2 separate regions of the Homo sapiens genome follow, and region 1 is linked to region 2. Evidence: chromatin loops called from intact Hi-C (ENCODE). Cell type or tissue: endothelial cell of umbilical vein. All regions are shown on one strand. Links, peaks and the distances in the headings refer to the core of each region. The heading gives the core; the rest is flanking DNA. Region 1 overlaps ATP11B-DT (ATP11B divergent transcript). Region 2 has its middle 58 kb from the start of ATP11B-DT.

What was found. Peaks named below come from ENCODE experiments on the same cell type or tissue, not always from the same donor. Only the 100,000 strongest peaks of a DNase experiment are listed, where the experiment ranks them.
Region 1: it touches region 2 in a loop (7-fold over the local background); 11 of 110 quality-filtered maps call a loop at or near these places.

Annotation. Positions count from the first base shown.
Region 1 is chr3:182,784,030-182,786,852 of GRCh38, forward strand. ATP11B-DT (ATP11B divergent transcript) reads right to left here. Exons shown (of 3, transcript NR_187316.1): 3 at 1-836. Among named protein-coding and RNA genes, the nearest start is that of ATP11B-DT, 7.9 kb to the right of the region's middle. In endothelial cell of umbilical vein, for the core only: no CTCF peak of the experiment used is centred there; a DNase peak (open chromatin) is centred at 1,312.
Region 2 is chr3:182,734,385-182,737,207 of GRCh38, forward strand. No RefSeq gene overlaps it. Among named protein-coding and RNA genes, the nearest start is that of ATP11B-DT, 58 kb to the right of the region's middle. RefSeq lists a silencer at 1-63. In endothelial cell of umbilical vein, for the core only: no CTCF peak of the experiment used is centred there; a DNase peak (open chromatin) is centred at 1,467; H3K27ac peaks cover 596 bases.

The sequences.
Region 1 (2,823 bases), core at 112-2,611, 50 kb after region 2:
AATTCTCTTGTCTGACATATCAAAGCCCAATAAAGCAAAAACAAAATGTCATTCAGAATTCTAACGCAACCTTGTGGAATTCTCACACTCAACGAAGTTACCATTAATTATTAATACTTAGTGGAACTAAAATTAGAATTCACATGTATTATTATATTACTCAAGGTTAAGTGATATTTACATCTTTTTGTACAGGTACATACATAAAAACAACATACATGAAATGATACAGAGGAAGACATGTACATATGTTTGTAAGTTTGAAAAACTGTTTACCTTTCCTATTATGATTGAAGGCTTTTTTCCCTCCTTTTTCCACAGTGATGGGGGAAAGTCAGAGTGATGCATCTGACAGTACAGTGATCTCCTCTCCTTTACAATGATGATACTGATCCACCATCATATGACTGAATTGACTTTCTGGTCGTGCTATTGATTCCACTGAGTTACGTGCTCCCTGTTTTTGCCTTTTGGGGCTGGAAATGCAAGCCATGGTAAGGGGGCAGAGATTTTCCTCTCTGTAAAGCAAACGACCACTTCTAGGGGTTGAGCTACAATGTTTTACCTCTTAATAACTGTGGATAAAAATCAAGCAAGCTAAGTAACAAAGCCACATCCCCTCCCCCATCTTCCCCTCTCTGCACAAGCATACAGATACATAAATGCATGCACACACACACATTGACAACATCACTCCTGCTTTGTATAGATGAGATGCAATCTTCTGCAGACAGGCTGCTTCTTCATGCAAGGTCACTGGGTGTGTATATGCTGATTAGCAAGAAGTATTGCTCCATCCAATAAAGTTATTATGTCTCTGTTGAATGATTAAGGACCTGGTCAGTGAACAAGAAAGTCTTAAATGGGAGCTGACAAAACCAACAATTTCTAAACTTTATCTTTTACTCCATGTGTCTGTAATTTCCAACACAGGTATGGTCGGTACCTTTCTGAATACTCTCACCTACAATATTTTTATTATACTCAAGATGGTAGACATAAAATTGTGTTGCTGTTAATAACCTAATTCTGAAGCAGTGTCCCAGGTCTTAAACTATGAACTCCTTGAAGGCAAGGCCTATGGGACTCTTCGCCCAGGCACCTAGGACAATGGCTAGTGTTTGCTACGTGCTTAGCAAACATTTGTGGAATAACTGAATGGTGGCAGAAAAGGTGATGGTGGAGAGAGAGGTCCAGAGGTTAGTATCTGAACACCAGAATAGGAAAGTGCTTAGTATGATTTTATGAATGGGCCACATAAAACTGTCAGCAATTGATTGTAATGACACATTCATGTTGTATTTCACTAGGAATTATCTACAGGAAACCAATTTACCTCACCAGAATAGCAACACTGAATAGTCTGCGAAGTCTCTGACTGAATCAGTATCGTATAGGAAAACACCTCTTACTTCATTTGGTCTTTTCAACTAGTAAGTCATCTTCTTTTACCCTTTTTTACTCATAAAAGTCCATTTTATCATTGATGTCTAGAAAATTCCCTGATTTCTTCACTGATCACTTAAAATCTAGTTTGGTTTTTTGGTTTTTTGTTTTTTGGTTTTTTTTTTTTTTGAGATGCAGTCTCACTCTGTCACTCAGGCTGGAATGCAGTAGTAAGATCTTGGCTCACTGCAACCTCTGCCTCCCGGGTTCAAGCGATTCTCCTGCCTCAGCCTCCTGAGTAGCTGGGATTACAGGCACCCGCCACCATGTCCGGCTAATTTTTGTATTTTTAGTAGAGACAGGGTTTCACCATGTTGGCCAGGCTGGTCTTGAACTCCTGACCTCAAGTGATCTGCCTGCTGTGGCCTCCCAAAGTGCTGAGCCACCACACCTAGCCATAAAATTTCCTTATTCTTTATAGAACAGCTGGTCACACAAACAAACACTTGAGCTCTTGATGAATTCCACAAACTGAGTCCTTGCCCTCCAGAACAGTCTCATGGGGAAGACAGACATTAAAGAGGTTACAGCAAACAATTATATGATGACCAGTGTGCAAAGTACTTGGAGAGATACTGGATACTGTGGGAATGCTAATCTCTTGAACAACTAGCCACTTTCTTCCTGCCTCCCATACAGCAGTCTCTTTGAATCAGTATTTCCCAGTTCTCCACTTCCAACCCATGCTACTTCTTGCAACCTGAAAGAACGGCGCTTGTTTTCTCTTGGATTCAGCATATTTCCCTCTCTCTTACATTTTTTCCCCTCTTTCCACACCCTGGCTTACCTGGCTTCAGCCTTTACTCATCATTTTGTTTCTTTCCTGTCAATCTCCTACTCATACAAATTACATGTACAGTCATTGTAAAATAGTGAAAATATACATGTAATTATGGTGGAGGTAAGGAAATTGAATAATCTTCAGATTAGATTATTTGAAGCTCATTACCTCATTTTAAAATTAGTCTTTGTGGCATAATCATGAATAATTATGTCTTACATTTTCCTTTATTTCTTCTATTCAAAAAATATTGAAGGTGGCTTAAAAATATATATACAGTATAATAAGATATAAAGGAAGTGAAGTAACCAACCAAAAAGAAATTAAGAATAGACAAAATAAGAAGTTGGGGTAAAAGTAATTCACAAAATGTACACCATAGGGTCTGGGCACTGGCTAAAAGTAAGCCTCTGAATTTTTGAACAACCACCACAACAACAAAAGGAAGCACATTCAATTATATAATTCAAAATGCCCACAAGATTATAAAACTAGTTGCTCAAGAAAAGCAGTTGGCCAGGAGCAGTGACTCACGCCTGTCATCCTAGCACTTTGGGAGGACAAGGTGGGTAGATTGCTTGAGCTCAGGAGTTCGA
Region 2 (2,823 bases), core at 227-2,726:
TCCCTGAGTGAGGAGGCTACATGTCTTATCTTTTTAAGTACCCCTTTCCATGGCTTGTCTGAGCTGAGGAGAGAGTCTGCCTAAGAAGGACCCCACTAACAGGGAGTTCCCTCTCCTGAGCCACAGGTGAGGTGTATCCAAATGAAGGGAGTATATCGGGCAAAGCAGCCAGTGGAGTGTGTGCAGTTTGGGGGATGAGAAAACGGATCAGGAAAAAGGTAACTGTCTAGAGAAGACTGTTCAGGAAGGTGATCAAACAAGGAGAAGGGTCCATGGCAAACATCACAAGTCAAATTTCAAACCCAAGAGCTTAAAGAACCTGGGGATTTCAGCAGAGCCAAAACTGGATAGGCCATCTGGGCAAATACCAAAGAGGACTGTTCTCTTCAGGCGGCTTTTACATGCTCACTGAGACACGGCAGAGGGAAGAACAACTCCAAGCTGAAATGCCCTTGTTGTCAAACTTTCTGGGCCTAGGATCAATGGGGACTTTCTCAAAAATGAGATTCTAGTTCAGTATATTTTGGAGGGGGACAGGGGATGGAGACTATGAATCTGGATTTTTAACAAATACCCCCAAGAAATTCTCATGCAAGTGTTCCATGGACCAGGTTTTTAAAAGCACTGAAATTAGTTATTGTCATGCTCAGGTTAATAGGCTCCATTAAAAAAAGTATCTCCCTGGGGTTTAAAGTGTATATATACATAAATGATTTAAACTATCATATAAGTTAGCATATACTTTGTATTTTTCCCACTGAAAGAGGTACCCCAAAATTATCCCCTGTCAAATTAAATACTACCAATAAAAAAGTTCAGTACCAGGAGGCAAGGAGTGTAGTGAATGACAGGCAATAGTACTTATGATACCCTCCTAATGGCAGGATGCTGCAACATAAAACACTCTTTAAGAGTTATCTTACAATTAATTGTGTCATAGGGCACAAAGCTGATCCGTGTAGAGTTTATATTAGCCCTGTAATAATTTCTATTTCTCTTTATAGTTATCTCTCTTTCTTTTGCATAACTCATGGTTCAAAGGCAATACAAGCATCTCTCTAACATTAAAATCAGTTTAGTATTTTAAGACTTCGAGAGAAAGGACCATAATAGGGTTGCCAAGTAGTATTCAGATCTTGCAACAACCAAGAAAATTACAAAGACTTGGAGAAAACAGTAAAAATAGCAGTGAGTTGATAGTAAGCACTCTATTGTAAAGGAAAAGATAGTGGTGATATGTCTGTTAAAATTGTGGATTTCTTGTTTTGAAGGAATGTCAGCTCCATTTCTAGGGCAGTGACAGCCAGCAATGAAGATTCAGCAGTACAAAGGGTATGGGCATGATGTTTGGCTAGTGTTAAAGAAAAATTCTTCCTAGGTTATGATAATAAAGAGTGAAACCTCTATGGTGCTTTTTTTCATGTGTCTGTTCATTTTTATGGGAATATGGTATGAATTATAGTGCTGGCTTCCGTTGGAATTCAGTCTATTTCCTTGTTGCTTTCTTTATCCTAACATTCTGCAAAATATTTGATATAACTGCCTGCATGACTATGATATTGGCATTCCTTCAAATGCAGTAATTTACTCCCGTACTTAATGCTAGCTTTTACTGAACTATTTATTTGGCTACATGTGCTGTCACTACCTTTATAGAAAGACATTCAAATTTATGTTGCTGCCTGCTTTGTGCCCATTTTAATTGATATGTTTACTTTTTACAGACTATGCAGAAATTTATTCTAATATATTTTGTATTGTAACTCACTTTTTAGTACTAGTATTTCCATTAGAAATAGTAGTACGAACTGTGCTAGTACAGTTCCATTATTTTTCCTTTTGCAGCACCACATGTATGGCAGAAGGCTTAATTAACCAGTCTATTTGTGATGTTTTATTTCTATCTTAGGTACCAATATTTAATGGTAATCAACATATTTCGGTAGAGCTACGTATTTTATATTTTTCAAAGGTTAATAGAATATTATATGTTATACTGTATTACATAAACAAAATTATATCTTCCCCTAAAAACATTTTAAAATCACTTTTAATAAAAGTTTAGAGATAAGGCCGGGTACAGTGGCTCATGCCTGTAATCCCAGCACTTTGGGAGGCCAAGGTAGACAGATCACCTGAGGTCAGGAGTTTGAGACCAGCCAGGCCAGCATGGCGAAACCCTGTCTCTTCTAAAAATACAAAAATTAGCCAGATATGGCGGTGGGCACCTGTAATCCCAGCTACTCAGGAGGCTGAGGCAGGAGAATTGCTTGAACCCAGGAGGCAGAGGTTGCAGTGAGCCGAGAGATTGCACCACTGCACTCCAGCCTGGGTGACAGAGCGAGACTGTGTCTTAAAAAAAGAAAAAAATGTTTAGAAATAAGTCTCCTATTGAGTGTTTGCTATGCTGCAGGCAACTTTATGTGGGTTATTTTATTTAATCCTTATGATAACCTTAAGAGGTAGGTACTATTATTATCCCTATTTTATATATGGTGGAAGTAAGACTCAGTGAGAGGAAGTGACTGGCCCAAGTCACACAACCAGTAAGTGGGCTTTGAGGAGGGCACCAGGAGCCCGTAGGCTCTGCCCCTATCTGTATAATCCTATCTGCCCGCAACGGGATGCTTCTGGCTTCTGCTGTATACACCGAACGAGGAAAAGAGTAAGTGAAAATCTTAGATTCCCGTGCCTTGTGATGTCAACCGTGAGCAGAAAGAGTCACAAACAGGAGTCAGTCCATTTAGGTTCTATTTCCACCTCCAATTCCTACACCACTCACCAAGTGAACCCAGACACACCACCACCTTCTCTAGTCTTGAG